Regions from separate parts of the Homo sapiens genome. Here region 2 is linked to region 1. Evidence: chromatin loops called from intact Hi-C (ENCODE). Cell type or tissue: endothelial cell of umbilical vein. All regions are shown on one strand. Links, peaks and the distances in the headings refer to the core of each region. The heading gives the core; the rest is flanking DNA.

What was found. Peaks named below come from ENCODE experiments on the same cell type or tissue, not always from the same donor. Only the 100,000 strongest peaks of a DNase experiment are listed, where the experiment ranks them.
Region 2: a loop joins it to region 1, with 11 times the contacts of the local background. A loop is called at or near these places in 3 of 110 quality-filtered maps.

Annotation. Positions count from the first base shown.
Region 1 is chr14:53,887,105-53,895,142 of GRCh38, reverse strand. All of the region lies in intron 2 of LOC107984676 (a long non-coding RNA gene), which reads left to right. Among named protein-coding and RNA genes, the nearest start is that of LINC02331, 40 kb to the right of the region's middle. RefSeq lists an enhancer at 1,576-1,685. In endothelial cell of umbilical vein, for the core only: no CTCF peak of the experiment used is centred there; DNase peaks (open chromatin) are centred at 3,392 and 4,242; H3K27ac peaks cover 2,365 bases.
Region 2 is chr14:54,326,802-54,334,839 of GRCh38, reverse strand. No RefSeq gene overlaps it. Among named protein-coding and RNA genes, the nearest start is that of CDKN3, 66 kb to the left of the region's middle. In endothelial cell of umbilical vein, for the core only: a CTCF peak has its summit at 5,532; DNase peaks (open chromatin) are centred at 3,189, 3,769 and 5,549; H3K27ac peaks cover 1,840 bases.

The DNA.
Region 1 (8,038 bases), core at 1,169-6,168:
AGAAAGAGGGAAAGAAAGAGAGGAAGGAAGGAAGGAAGGAAGGAAGAGAGGGAGGGAGAGAGGGAGGGAAGGAAGGAAGGAAGAAAGGAAGAAAGAAAGGGAGGGAGGGAGGGAGGGAGGGAAGGAAGAAAGAAAGAAAAAAGAAAGGAAGGAAGGAAGGAAGGAAAAGGAAAAATAAAAAAGGAGGAGAGAATTGTGCCATGTGGCTGTGATTATTGATATCTGTGATCAGCAGGTACATGTCTTAGAACAGTCAGTCCTCAAGAGAATCTCTGGACTTTCCTTCTGAGATTTCAGGACAAATGTTCAAGGGCAGGACTTCTTTCCTCTGCAAGGGCAGATGCTATGTTTTTTTATTTCTAAGGATTTTCTTCAGCATCTAGCTCAGTGCCTTGCACATTGTCAAAAAATATCTGGTGATGAGTAATATCAGTGGAACTAAAACCGTAACCAAAACTCCTTCCTCTACATCCTGTCCTCTCACCACTTCTAAAAAAAACCAGCTCTGATTTTATGGCTCCGAGAATTTCTATTCACAGAGTTGTGCTCTGAAAGCAACACCCTGCATTGGTTCTGCTGGGCAGGTGAAGCATCACCTGCCCCTCAGCTTTGTTAGTTTGGAAGTTTCACTCTCATCTACCTTCTGACTTGAAATGTCTATTGAATTCACTGCATATCTAGAGGAAGGAGAAGATGCAACTGGAAGGGGCTGGGGCTATTTAGCTTTTAACGCAAGACTTTTGGTTCTCTGTAATTTTTACTTGTTCTTCTCTTAGTTTTGCTTACAAGTAAAATGAACATACACTAAAGCCTTAAAACTGGTAGAGAATGCTTATCTAACAGAGTGATGTTTATTTATGCTTGTCAGACAGTTTTATTGTGCTTAAGACTCTCTCTTTTCATTTGTTTTCATTCTTTGATTTTTTTCCCCCTTGCACATACAAGTGGAAATACCCTAAATATGGCCTTTTGTAACCAACAATTGCTTTCTACTCCACATACATTTGGATCATTGTGAAGGAATCCCCCAGGAGTTTTACTGAAAAGGAAAAGACAGAATGATGCCAGGAGGTGAGGGGCTGTTTTATCTAGTGCGCAAGTGAAGGCATGCACTATCTTCAGGAAGATGTGCCTAGAATTGTTTGACTGGTGCTTGCCCACTGGTGTGTGAGAAAAACTGGGATGGGGTGTTGGTGAAGCTCCCAGGGCTAAAAAGATGGTGCATAATGCATTCCAGAAAACACATGACCTGGAAAAACTAAACTCACCAATCGCTTCTCAGTGAAAGGACTCTTACCCAAGTACTTAAGTCCTTGGTGAAGTGTGTACTTAGGAGGGACCGTCTCAGCCCCTGCCTTTCACTCCTGTTATTGGTGAGCCCCCTTTCTGATGTATAATATCCTTTCTGGGGAGTTTTGTGGGTAACTTACAGAGTGGTACAGTGGAAAGACCTTATCTGAAAGACCTGGTGGCCATATTCTTCTTGGCTTTGCTACTTTCCAGCTATTTGACCTCGCCACTTAACCTTCCTGAACTCCTGTTTTCTACTTTGCCTATTTCATAGACTGGTTGTGAACATAAACTAAGTAGTCTCTGTGAACAGATCTAGAAACTGAGAAAGTACTATGCAAATTGAAGGCACCTTTCGCACTTTAATTTTCTTTTTAATTTTAGAAACAGCAGGTTATTGCTGGTAAGTGGAAGATGGTATGGAAGAAAAAGTCATTATTTTGTTCCAATAATGTTTCTGATAAAACCATATAAACTGGAGTTCTTTTTGTATGAACCATTTTTGATTACCTAGGATTCATTAGTTGACAAAAGAGACATATCATATGAGGTTGATGCAACAGTTTACAATTAAACAAATTAGAAGCCTATTTTGTAACCACATTTTTGTAGCAAGTATTATTTGTATACTTTTTCTTTTGTTGAAGAGACAGGGTCTTGCTCTGTTGCCTAGGGTAGAGTGCGGTGGCATGATCATAGCTCATAGCTGACTGTAGCCTTGAACTCTTGGGCTCAAGAGACCCTCCTGGAATACTTTTTAAATGGGTGTTTAAGGTGATTGAAAAGCTGAATTATGGTTGCTTTACACTGCTTAGGTAACATTTATACAATTATTCTATTTACACAGAATTACCAATGTATAATAATTCAATTACTATAGTTAATTTTACTTAATCAGAATTATGCAACTTATTTTACTTATTCAGATTCTTTCTTCATTTGGTATAGGAATTTTTTTTTCTAACTCATGATATTTGAGACTTCTTTTCTTGGTTCACGTACTTTATAGTTACATCATTCTTTATAATTTTCAAAGCCTTTCACAGACATTACTTAATTTGATGCTTGCATGATATAAAATTTCTGTGTGTTTCCTCTCAAAGTAATAAGGGAGGTGAGACACTGGTGACTGTAACAGTCCTCTGAAACCAAGCGCTAAGTTTACTGTAAGGATGTTAAGTCAGATCCTCCTTATTAGATGTTCTCATAGCACTGCCTCCCTTTCCTTGATGCTCTTGCCACAGTTGTATTGTACATTTACTTCTGTGATTATTTGACTAATGTCTTTCCCTTTCACTAAATGTTAAGCTCCATGAAGGCAGGGACCAGTCTGTGTTTGGAGCACCTTTCTTAGGTGTTTGGACACCTTTGTATCTCCGGCTCTTGTATCTTGTTGTATCTCCCTCCATTCTTTACATAGTGCCTGGCACTTAGTAGGAGGTCAGTGAGGAATTGTCAAATGAATGAATGAGACCTGGACATTGCTTGATACACTACACAGGTTTTACCTTTTTTTTGGCAGGGGTGGGGGGGTGGAGGTGGGGTGGGACAGAGTCTTGCTCTGTCACCAGGCTGGAGTGCAGTGGCACAATCTCGGCTCACTGAAACCTCCACCTCCCGGGTTCAAATGATTCTGTCTTAGCCTCCCGAGTAGCTGGGATTACCGACATGCACCACCACGCCTGGCTAAGTTTTTTTTGTATTTCTAGTAGAGATGGGGTTTCGCCACATTGGCCAGGCTGGTCTCTAACTTCTGGCCTCAAGTGATCCACCTGCCTTGGCCTCCCAAAGTGCTGGGATTACTGGTGTGAGCCACTGCACCCAGCCTTGGGTTTACCTTTTTCAGGTCTCCTGGGAGATGTTTTTTGTGGTCTTAGCATTGCAAACAACCATGTCTCTCCTGAGCATTTGGTTTGCTCTCACCCAGTGGACACTGTGGGCTGTGTACCTGATTATATTTTCCTGTCCTTGTTGGCTGCTATAAAGCTTTAAAACAAAGTTTGGTCGACATTTAGCAGATGTGTAGGACTTCATGGTATATATTTTGTGAACTGGCCACTTCCCATTTACAACTTATACCCCTTTCCTTATTTTCCTTTACCATCCTTTTGTTTACTATATTGCATATTTTATGTGACCTTTGCTATATTGTAAGTCCATTTGGCAGCAAGGTAGGTTATTAAAAAGTAGTACTCATATTAACTGCCCTTAATATACTGGGGGTAGTAGATAAAGGATTAGAATTTCAGGAATGCAACATTTTCATATGATAATAATTTCTTTTAAATTTGTGTTTTTTTTTCACAGTGAAGGAATGATAAGAATTGATGTTCATACTGAGATTCTCGGTTTCTAGCAAAATAAGATCCCATAATTCCATTGAAATGTGGACTTCTGATGTCTACTTAATGTTTAGAGGGTGTGTGAGAAATGAGAACGTCAGCTGAATAATGCTTTGCTAAAAAGATTTTTTGGCTTTTCTCTTGGTCATCCTTTTATTTTTTGGAAGCAAAGATAAGGTGAGGTTCATCTCTGGCCCCACACACTCAGTGTTGCTTTGTTTTTCCCTAGGTTTCGGGATGTAAAAGTGTGGAAAACTTATTTCCCACGCAGAACCCTTGGTCCAGTTTAGGCCTTCTCAGGCATTCTTTTGGCAATGCTCTCTGAACTCTGTAGCCCCTGAATTAAATCTTAAAAATAGTTCCAGCCACAACTTCCACAGAGCTCAAGCAACTAGATTTGTAGCACCAGCAGACGAAGGAGCAACCTCTTGCCTTCTCTCTCTACTTTTGAAACTTTAATGACCCCCACTGTTGGGGGCAGGGAACTTTTGTTTATAGTGAAGCACCACTTTCAGTTATACTCATGATTATGTGACTCTCAGTGTTTGCTATGTCCTCACTCTTGGCCAACACAAATATGTTATCACATTCGACCTTCCTTAGCATAAGAATAACTTTGGAAGGCCACAAGATTTTCTAATAAACAAATAATGAAGGAAATGAGAGCACCTGCAAAAGGAAGGAAAATCTCCAACTGCAGATTAGGAGATAAGACATAACAAAGCCATCCATTCCTGGGATGTAGTGGTCCCTTCCAAGAATGCAGAATGCTGTGGCCACTTGTGTGGAATGCCTGCCCTGGAATGCTGGTTCCAAAACAAGCAATCTGCACCAGCCAGCATTGTCTCAACCACCATCACTGAATGGACCCCCGGGCATTCACTAAGTGAGTCTCTGTCTGACCCCCACCCAGGAGGGAGAGGAGGAACTGACTTCAGGTACCATTAGACTTGAAATTAACCCAGTGTGGGTAACAACTGACAATTAGCCAGTTCCAACCCTTCTCCCTTCCTGCTCTCTTCTCCCAACTAAATCTAAGCAGTTCTTGACGGCAATAACTTCGCTTTTTAAAGGCCTGTTTATGAAGCCAGGACTTGGAGTTGGGAGGAGAGAGGGTCCTCCCTAGCTTCTGTTAGCCTCAGTTTCATCTTCTGAAAATAATCCACTTAGACTAGAGGATCTCCAAAGTCCCTGTAGCTTTGGTCTACTTTTTTTAAAACACAGCATTAATTCTGTTTCCCTATTTCCAAAGATGCTCAAACTTCTTTAGAAAGCCCATTTTACCATCTTTAGTTTGTATGTTCTTCTTTTACTCCTTGCAGGAATAGCAGGCTCTGGATTCAGACTACATGGGATGAAATTCTTGCATCACGAATTACTACCTATGAGATCTTAAGCCAGTTTCTTAAACTTTCTAAGCTTCAGTTTCCTCATCTGAAGAGAAAAGGAACAGCAATAATGGTTATGTATATTTCCCAGGCTTGCTGTGAAAATTACAGGAGAAAATCCATATGCAACACCTTGTGTTCTTTCCTTTTCTTCTTCCCCTTCCCTCCTCCTCTTTTTCTCTTCTCCTTCCTCCCCAACCTTCCTTGCCTCCTCTCTACTCTGCCCACCACCTCCCTTTCCCACCACTTTCCTCACTTCTTTCTCTTTCTCTCATACTCTGTTGTACAGCTTGGGTACAACAGACTCTAGAAGAGGTCAGTAGCCAGATCTTGGGTAGGAATATTTTCCCTTCCACTTCCTCTACCTCCCACCATGGCCTGTGAGACAAGCCCAGAGGCCCCATGTACACAATACAAGTACACTTTGCCAGGTTCCCCAGGTAGCAGAAGAGGACCCCAAATGAATGGAGCTGCATGGAACAGGTGAGATGCATTCTGCTTGCACTGTCTTTCAGAAAGGATACAAGGACATTCTGGGGTGAAGCAATGCCCACATTTTAATTTAGGAAGTTCCTATAAACCTTCACATTCTCAGATTCATTAGGTTCTTAGAATGGTCTCCCTTTTGGAGCTACGACCACCACCATTACTGAGGGAAAGATGGGGTGGTGGGGAGGAAGAAATTGGAGACAAAATGGGAGAGGAAGGAAAAAAAAGTTAGTATAAGTAGGTGGTTGGCATATTTTGAGCTGGTTTGTTAAGAAGGTTGTAGTTGAGTTTTAGAAAAGGGGGTTACTTTTTTTTTTTAAACACACACACACACACACACACACACACACACCACCTATTATATCCTGAAACACTGATGCTAAGAGCTGTAAAAGTAGAACTCCACCTACAGAAGAGGGAAGCACATGACCAGGATCTCAGATAGGGATGGCAATTAGCCTGCACCCCAAGCACCTGCTCCTACCAAATGGTAGTGATTGCTTAGGATACTGAATTGAGAAAAATTTGGAGGCACACCTAGAATCAGGGGAGAAAAGTGCTACAATTTCTTATCAATGTCATCGACAAGGAGTGATGGGTCTATATGGAGCATATATTTGCCAGTTCCAGATTCAGATACACCATGATGACATCCCTTTCTCAAGCAGGAAGCAAAATCACCTAAGACTGCTCCAAGTTTAATGGGGCATGCCAAAAGAGGAGGAAGATAGGAGAATTCATTTCTTGGGATGTGATGGGGGATGAAATAGGGAAGCCAGGGTGGAGAAAACAGGACTGCTGAAGTGAACAGGGGAGGAAAAAGAAATTGTTGCCTAAGGGGGTATAAAATATCCACGAACATTAACTGTTTATGAGATGAAGTCATATGAAACAGTATTTTCACAAAAGTCTCTCCTTGCACCTGTTAATGTTTAACCTCTGCTGGGGTGAAGTCCAGCTGGACATATCTGCTGAGTGTAAATGGTTTTCTGGGTTTCCCATATGCTGTTTCTGTCTTAAGCTATTGATATTTGAAAGAAAAGAAAAAAAAAACCAACTTAACCCAAGTGTATGGAAGAAGCCGTGCTGTCTTTAATTCCCTTGATGAAAAGTTCTGTCTTTTAGATAAATTTGACTGTAACAAAGGCTCTAAAAGCTCTCCCTTGCCCTGAAGATTGTTGCTTACAGAGATGATAAATTAAATCTAAGGAATAATGCAAAATTTGATCATAGCCACTCATCACAAACTCAAATTTGAATTGTCCCTATGTCTTCCTGGCACTTTAGTTCTTTGGTATAAATTAGAATGTGTTCGCAAAGGTTTTCGTTTTTGAAAAAAATAATATGTTTTTTTAATGACAGCCAATACTTTCTTTTCTTTTTTTTTAAATTATTATTATACTTTAAGTTCTAGGGTACATGTGCACAATGTGCAGGTTTGTTACGTATATATACATGTGCCATGTTGGTGTGCTGCACCCGTTAACTCATCATTTACATTACGTATATCTCCTAATGCTGTCCCTCCCCCCTCCCCCCACCGCACAACAGGCCCTGGTGTGTGATGTTCCCCACCCTGTGTCCATGTGTTCTCACTGTTCAATTCCCACCTATGAGTGAGAACATGCGGTGTTTGGTTTTCTGTCCTTGTGACAGTTTGCTCAGAATGATGGTTTCTAGCTTCATCCATGTCCCTACAAAGGACATGAACTCATCCTTTTTATGGCTGCATAGTATTCCATGGTGTATATGTGCCACATTTTCTTAATCCAGTCTATCATTGATGGACATTTGGGTTGGTTCCAAGTCTTTGCTATTGTGAATAGTGCCACAATAAACATACGTGTGCATGTGTCTTTATAGCAGCATGATTTATAATCCTTTGGGTATACGCCCAGTAATGGGATGGACAGCCAGTATTTTCTTATTAAGCTCAAACCTCCAAGTGTAATCATAGTACATTTGATGTAGATATGGTGGTTTTGTGTGTGTCTCAATTTGGCAGTTATAAATTCATCACTGTCTGAAGTAGCACAATGAGGCCAGTGTAAGGAATCCTTTGTTAAGGTTTGTTTTCTTCTTTCTGTAATGCCTCCTACATTGAACTGAACACCCGTTCCTGTTGATTTTACCTTTTTTTTTTTTTTTTTTTTTTTTTTTTTTTTGAGACAGAGTTTTGCTCTTTTTACCCAGGCTGGAGTGCAATGGCACAATCTCGGCTCACAGCAACCTCCGCCTCCTGGGTTCAAGCGATTCTCCTGCCTCAGCCTCCCGAGTAGCTGGGATTACAGGCATTCACCACCACGCCCAGCTAATTTTGTGTTTTTAGTAGAGAAGGGGTTTCTCTATGTTGGTCAGGCTGGTCTCGAGCTCCTGACCTCAGGTGACCTGTGGCCTCCCAAAGTGCTGCGATTACAGGCATGACTCAGGGAGGCCGGCTGATTTTACCTTCTAATGTCTTTTCTGTGCTTAGTCCCTAGCTTCTAATAGATCCCTCTTCTCTGTACTTATCCAATCCCTCCTTACTTT
Region 2 (8,038 bases), core at 956-5,955, 440 kb before region 1:
ACTAGATGGAAAATTCAACTTTTCCCCATGTAACGTCAAAAAATGACTTAAGCCAACAGTAAGCCCAAACCTGCATTTTGTAGTGTGATTAGTATATGTGTAAATGTAAAAATTCTCTACATTTTGACAGTTGAAAGATATTTAATGTCATTTTAATTCAGGCTTATACAAGGGAGGATTTCAGCAACACTCCTTGGAAGCCATAGCTATCACAACAGAAAGAGTATCAGAAGTCTAGGTAATTTTATTTTTACCATCAGTGGTTTGAGTTTGGTATTTGATTTTGAACTTCATGGTAAATGTGGCATTCCTGGTATTACTACCGTAGCCTTTGTATATTACATTGCTTTGGTCCACAATCAAGATGGTAAAGCTCAACAGTCCTGGAGCCCACAGTTAGGCTTTATTCATAGAAATTAATTCAACTTTAAAATATCTATATGGTAAAGAAAATATTTACAAAGACCAATGAAATGTGCACATAATTATATACCAATTTTTAAATTACAAATTTGAACTTCTTTCCTAAATCTTTTGTAGGAATTTTTAAAGGTAACAATATCCAATAATTGTCTTATGATCTCCTTTTGCAAGCTTTCCTAGGGTGCTACACAGATATATAAAGCTGCCAAATGGCATGTTGAAACATTGAAAAAATTAGTGTTTGAATAATATGAAAATTTAATTTTCTGAAGTAGCCCATACACTCTTATGTGATCTGATATAAAAGTTGTCCTTTCCTTTTAAATTTGACAAATTTTATATCAAGGAGTTTTTGGACATTTTCCTTCTGGGAAGGCTAGAAAAAAATTAGAAACTCTTCCATTCTTGACATCTATTGTATTTTGGAGAGTTTACGTTGGTAGGCTAATATGTGATATTATTTAAGAAGCAACAACAATTTATAGTTTGGCTGAAGCCGGTTCTTGTAATAATGACAGGCACGATTCAGCACTAATCCATGGGGATCTATGCAACATGGCAAACAATACACTTTCCAAGACGTGTTTGAATTATGAATCCAGTGGTGGGCGGTCTCTAAGTTTTGTGCAGAATAGCTTTGGTGTGAGTTGATGGAGCATTTTGTACCTGGGATTCAGAACTTTTATGAAGGCCAATACCCTGAAACTCATTCAAGCAATAAATTCACTTGTCTTTGAGTTTACAAGGCAATAAACAGTGAAGGCCTTTGACCTTAACATTTACTGAATACATTTGCAGCAGTTGTGTTTATTGACAACTATTTATAGGGAAGCATTGGGCACTGAATTTCCTAAGGGCCGGGGGATGGGGGGAGGTTAGGGTAACCAATTTTGCAGGTCTTTTTTAAAAAATAAAAATTCTTAATTTAATTTTCAGCTACTTGACAAATTTTTAGTTTTAGAGTTAGGGTTTGATTCTGTGTATAAATCATGCTTTGAGTATTTCTTTCATTGTGATAAAAGCTTGATTAGGTTAGGTATTTTTAAAGAAAACTCATAGGGAGAGGCTAACATTGGAATAAATGCTTGCCCATTAAATTCAACTCTACACTTTGAAAGTAGGACAGGTGAGAACGGTAAAAGGATTTAAAGTTATTATTATTTTTTTTCCCATGGATTCATTCTATGTCGTGAAGTAAATCACTTTTTTTCCATACGAACATACAGTTGTAAGGACTGATAATACGATGTCTCCGAAAGATGATGGAAGAATTTATTTATCCCAAGCACATTGTGCATTTTGAGTTTCATGGATTAAGCACGTAAAAGTAAAATAGGGATCTTTATTATTGAAATAATTGCTGTCATGGAACAGGCAGCCTGCTGCTCTTTGCTCTTCCTGAAAGTTGGGAGGGATCACCATTGCTCCACATTGCAGATGGGAACCTAGGCCATCTAGGTTTTGTTTTGGTCGGAGGGTGGGTCCGTGGTGATGACTGAATTAGGAAAGATGTAACAGGGCATGAAGCAACAGTAACGGGAAGGGCCACTTTTACTCAAGGAGATGCTTCCAAGTCAAGTTTTACTATAGACTCAAACCGCAGTTACTTCCCACCACGAGGGAACCCCTTCTGGTGACTCTATTTGAACATGCTTGAAATAGAAATTCCGTGCTGGTTTCGGTGGAGCTCAAGCTTTGGAGGACAAGATGTGCTGATCATTATCTTAACATCTGATGATGGTGGGAGTACCTGGAGGAGTAGTTAACAGAATCCATCCTTCTGGATTCCACGGTAACATTGACACCACACTCTCAGTAGAGGAATTCTGCAAAAACTGCATTTGGCAGCCTTGCAGTTAGCTTAAAATACTTCAGCTCACAAAATTCTTTACAAGCTTTCTTAGCACAGAAGGAGTAAACTGCAAATGAAGTATGTGTTCTTTTTGTCTAATAAGTGCTGTCACTTTTTATTAGATATTATGTATCTGTGGACCAACTCTATTGAGTCCTGGTCTATATTTTTGCTTATTGACTTGCATCTGGGCTTGCTTACATGTCTGTTTCAACAGGTTGTTAATATAAAGGCTGTTGCATTTGCTTGTTGAGGGGATGGCATCTGATTTGGTTGGTTTAGCTAGGTAAATCTGGTGTTACGGTGTTAGTGGCTAAGGTTCTAGTTAGCCCTGCCTAGAAACAAAAACATGTTTCAATTGCATCAAAATTGAAATTTGTGAAAGAAATGACCATATTTATTTCACAAAATATGGTCATTATTCTGGGGGAATGAAGGGATGGTGTGGGTGACTCTGGAAAATTCATTGATTAAACCCAGCAAAGCCCAGGGTAGATACTGCTGTTGGAAATCAGTTGGTGAGATAACTGACAATAGCTGGAATCATGCATCTTATAGAATTAAGAGTTTTGCATTATTCTTTTCATAATGATCAGACGCTTGTCAAGTGTTTCCCCATAGTCATATTCAGCATGACATTTCAATATGGTCTTCTCACATTGAAATTAATTTCATCTTAATTTAGCCGTTTGCTGGTGTGCTTCTGGCCTGTAATTGAAGACAACACTCCACACAAAGTTATGGGGTTGTGTGGTGATATTAGTTGGGCAAAGCAAGTGGCTGCTTTCTAAGGTTATCCTGTGTAATGCCTTTTTCCAGTTCAAGAGCATATCTTGTTTTAAACAACTTTTTGAAAGGCAGCCAAAGAAAAGGTTGGCTCTGATATGCCCTTACCCGTCCTGTTTATGGGATACAGTGTTCCATTTCTTGGAAGAAGATGATAAAGTGAAGTTGGATTTCGGAGGTGCACGGGAATATGTGTTCGTGTGTTTAAATTCTATGTGTAAGAGGAAAGCCCAAAGGAAAAGAATAAAATAGAAAAACATTACAATAGGAAGATGGATTACTATGTTATACTTAGTTACAGGTACCAAAGTAGGAGTGAAGTTCTAATCTTTTTTAGTGAAAAGAGTACATTAGGAACACCTAATGGTGATGAATTGGCATTACTTTGGATGGATTGAAGTTGGGGCAAGAACATGAGAAATGGCATGGATTTGGAGGAATTTTATTTTCTTTCCTGTTCACTCTTATCAAACATAAAGGCAAACAAAATTTTCTTGAAGGCCAGAATTGTTTTTGTGATTCAGCTGATCTCACATGTTAACTTTGGGACACTCACCTAGAAAAACGGGAAGCTTAACTCCCTGACAAAACTAGGAATTCCCTGAAATAACTAGAAACTTCCCAGAAAGTGGTACACTCAGCCTTGTGTGGAAAACAAACAAACAAACAAAAAATTCCACAGGCTGCGGAAACCTATTTGTTAAACAGCGAAGGGAAGTGCCGTTGGCCAGACAGTCTAAACACAGGAATGTCAGGCAGGAGATCAGATCTACAATCGGAAGGGGAGAAGAGGCTGATAAGGCCTCCAAGAAAGCAGGTCAGTCACCAAAAGTGGTTTCAGAGGTAAAGTGAGGAGGGCCAGGATGTTTGTGATACAATCACATTGTGCTGCTAAATTCTGGCACACACTGCAGGAGCTGATGAGCTGATGCTAAGAGGCACTATTTAAATAATGCAGTTTGTGCAAATGTGGAACCCCCCCAAATTGTGCTTACATATGACATGAAATACGTTACATTTAATGTGAAACAATCTTACTGGGAAGTAGTCTTCCTCCTTCTCAACAGGGCATCTTCTGTAGTCAGTGCCATTGAGCAACATGTTAGTTGTATAACTAGGGTTAGAGATGATGTGTGTGTGTGTGTTTTTTGTTTTTTGTTTTTTTTTTTTTTGAGACAGGGTCTCACTCTGTGACCCAGGCTGGAGTGCAATGGTGTGATCATGGCTCACTGCAGCCTTGACCTCCTGGGCTCAAGTAATCCTCCCACCTCAGCCTCCCAAGTAGCTGGGAGCACAGGCACCACCACATCTGACTAATTTTTAAAATTTTCTGTAGAGACAGGGTTTTACCATGTTCTCGAACTCCTGGGCTCAAAAGATCCACCCACCTTGGCCTTCCAAAGTGCTGGGATTACAGGCGTGAGCCACTGCACTAGGCCGACAATCTGTGTTTTGAACTCTGGATCTGCGAGGCTCATTTCCATATATTAACAGGGAGATCATTTTTGTGCAATGAGGATTTTATATGGCGTTACTTACTTTTCCTCCAAATGTAGACTTACTTCAATTAGGCTCAAGACAAGACACTTTCATGCTTCTCTTTCTATTTTTGGTTTCTTGGAAGTATAACCTTTCTGGAGAAGATGGCAACTTTGAACATTTTCTGTGCATTTGTGAGTTTCTAAGATTTCAATTTATGGTACCAATTCCTACCCTGAAACACTGGAACTTGTGGTCATAATGATAAGCAGTGAAAACAGAGTTTAAAAATGTACCCCAGGTAACCGTGAGAGTGAGCCTCGCTGGGGATGCTGTGCAGGTAACGGTGAGAGTGAGCCTCCTTGGGGATGCTGTGCAGGTAACCGTGTGAGTGAGCCTCCTTGGGGATGCTGTGCAGGTAACTGTGTGAGTGAGCCTCGTTGGGAATACTATGCAGCTGAACATTTTTGAACTCTTGCTTCATCACTTCTGATTCTGCCCTTGGAGGACAGAGATATGCAAAAGCACATGCTGGGGATTCAAAGGAAGCTAAACTGTATTCCAAGGTGTTCTGAAGCTTGTTTTCAGCCAGTGTAAGCGTGGTGTTCTTGACAGGGGGGTAGTGTTCAGGTGTCCGCATGTGGAAGGCGAACATTGCTGCTAAGTGAGAATTGTCAGTAAGTGGAAATCAGAAGCGGAATACCCTTAGCCTTCCTTCTTGTTCAACATTAATCTCAGGACTACATTTATAGGCTGATTCCAGATGTGCTTGATTCCAAGGCTGAGTTTTCAGAGGTGACACGTGGTGTTTACCTCCGCATAAAAAAGGTCAAATTGTGTTATAGATCGAAGGGCAAATGTCTGACTATCCCATGGGAGTGCCTGATAGATTGTTTGGTTGCAATTTGGCCCAGAAGCTGGAGGACAGAGTGCTTACCCACTGGAGTAGGGAAAAGATGTCATTCTCCATGGCTGCGGTAGAGGTCGCAGCTTGAAAGGAAAGAGCTACTTAGAGGACGTGAAATAGGAGCTTTTAATTTGGTGTCTGCCGGGGTCATTCCCCTTGGTGCACCACTCTAAGCTGCTGGCTGACTCTTGGTGTTGTTATTCTGCAGCTACGGTATTTGGTGAGCTCTGCTTTTAGGAACACTTAATTAGTTTGACCTGCCCCACTGCTTCTTACATGAGGGGAAGCATTCCAGGGATAGAGCTTGAGACCAGTGCCTCTCCAACTTGAGAAATGCATGGACGTCTTTTAAAGGGACAACATTGTCTTTGTGCATTCTGCTATTGACTAACATCCTTTTTATTATTATACTATATATGCACATTAAGTTTAGATATACATTTCTTATGCTTACAAAACCAGTACTATTCAAAATAATAATATTCATCAAATAGAGTGGATGATATCATTTTGCTAAATCCCAAATCACTGGCTAAGACTAGAAGCACAAATCTGAGGCTGAACCCTAAGTTTAATTTGTATTAAATTAAAGGATTTAACTTCAATGATGCTAGTTCAGAAAATTTCTGTACACGCAAGTAAGTTATGAGAAAAAGATGAATAACTTCAGGGCTTTGTTTACTAGTTTAGAAATTTCAGGCTTCATATGAAAGCCAAGTTTTGCTGGAAATCAGTTTTTCCAATGTCAATCTGAATGAGGCATCAGTTAATGATGGGAAGGTGTCTTCTGCACTAGAAGGTGTGATTAGCATTGAAGTGCATTGAAATCTGCATCAAATGAATATTTTATCCAATGCTTATTAGAATTGGGTCTAGAAATTTTTTTGTTGGTTATTTCCTATTGTACTTTGCCGATAGTGATGTACAAAGGTGGGGCCACCCAACACGTTAGCTCACACTATAAGCAGAATACAGACTGTTGTAGCAAAAAGTTCTTTTGAGCACTGCATGCCTATGTTACTATGAGCCTTGCGATGACTTTATTCCTCCACCAGTGTGTTTAAATGTGAAGTACCTTGAGATTGTCACATGTGGAGCACGTGCCAAGGGAAGGCAGAAGCAGATGCCAGGCATGGCGATTCCAGACCTGGGCTCAGTTGTAAGACACTAGCAAGATGATTCAGAATCTGCTTATGTTACACATCTGAGATGGTTGTCATGGGAAAAAAATAAAAGTTCTAATGGAGCACCGTAGCCAACAGGTGGAAACAACTCACATGTTCATCAATGGATGGATAAGCAAACTGTGGTGTATACATGTGCACACACACACACACGTGAATATAATTTAGTCTTAAAAAGGAAGGCAATCCTGACAAGTTACAACATAGATGATCTTTGAAAATTTCATGCTAAGCGAAATAAGCCAGTCACAAAAAGACAAATATTGTATGATTCTACTTATAGAAGGTACCTAGGGGTAGCCAAAATCACGGAAACAGAAAGTAGGATGATAGTTTCCCAGGGCTGAGGGATAGGGTATGGGAGTTGGTGTTTATGGATAGAGTTTCATCTGGGGTAGATGAGAAAGTTCTGGAGACAGGTGGTAATGATGGTTGCAAAACAATTTGAATGTACTTAAGTGTCACTAAATTTTATTTAGAATTGGTTAGACTAGTACATTTTATGTTGTATATTTTACCACAGTAAAAAACTGTAACAGAGCAATTTCGGATTCCCAGGAATACTTCAGTCTGATAAACTGCTTTGACCTGTGGATGTCCCAGCATGGGCCAGGACGCCAGGACCAGGCCACTGTCCTTGGTGAGATGAGGAAAAAACAGACCAGTGCCCTAGCTTCTCCTAAAGCTAAGGTTTATTCTGGGTTTATGTTTACGTCGATCCTTTTCTGGAGAGTGGAGGCTTAAAATCTTCTTCCTTTTGTGAAATGAAGAGAGAAGCAGTTGATTTTTTTTTTTAAATGTATCTATTTGGCAAAATAAGTAGTTGGGAACGCCATGTTGCTACCCTCAAAATAAGCTTTTAAAGCTTATTTTAAAAAACGGATTATTGAAACCCAGAAGTATGGGAACTGCTGCTTTTTAAAACTGGCATGTGGTCCTGTTATTTCTTCCTATTTTGATGGCTACACTTACTCAAGGTGCGTTGAACAAGAGAAAAATTATAGCTTAGCATTCTAGAGCCAGATTCCACCATCTCCCTCAGCGGCCTTTGCAAAACATAAGGAACTACACAGATGTAAGCTGTTGCTAACTCTCTTTCAGTATTTATTGAACACCTATGGCAGGCTCGGGAAACAAAGATGAATAAGGTTTGGTCCCTGCCCCGGAGGAGCCCATGGCTCGGCAGGGGAGGCAGTCACATCAACAACCAACTCTAACATAATGTGATAAATTCTGTCATAAAGAGATGGACAAAGTGCTATGGGGAGCACGAAGGTGGGGATAGTAAAACCGAAACTTTATCCCAATGTTTTACAACTTTTATAGTGAAGAAATACATTGTCTAAGACTTGAAGTCAAACCCTTTTGGCTGAGATATGGGCCCATTTCCCCTCATTTTGACCTCAG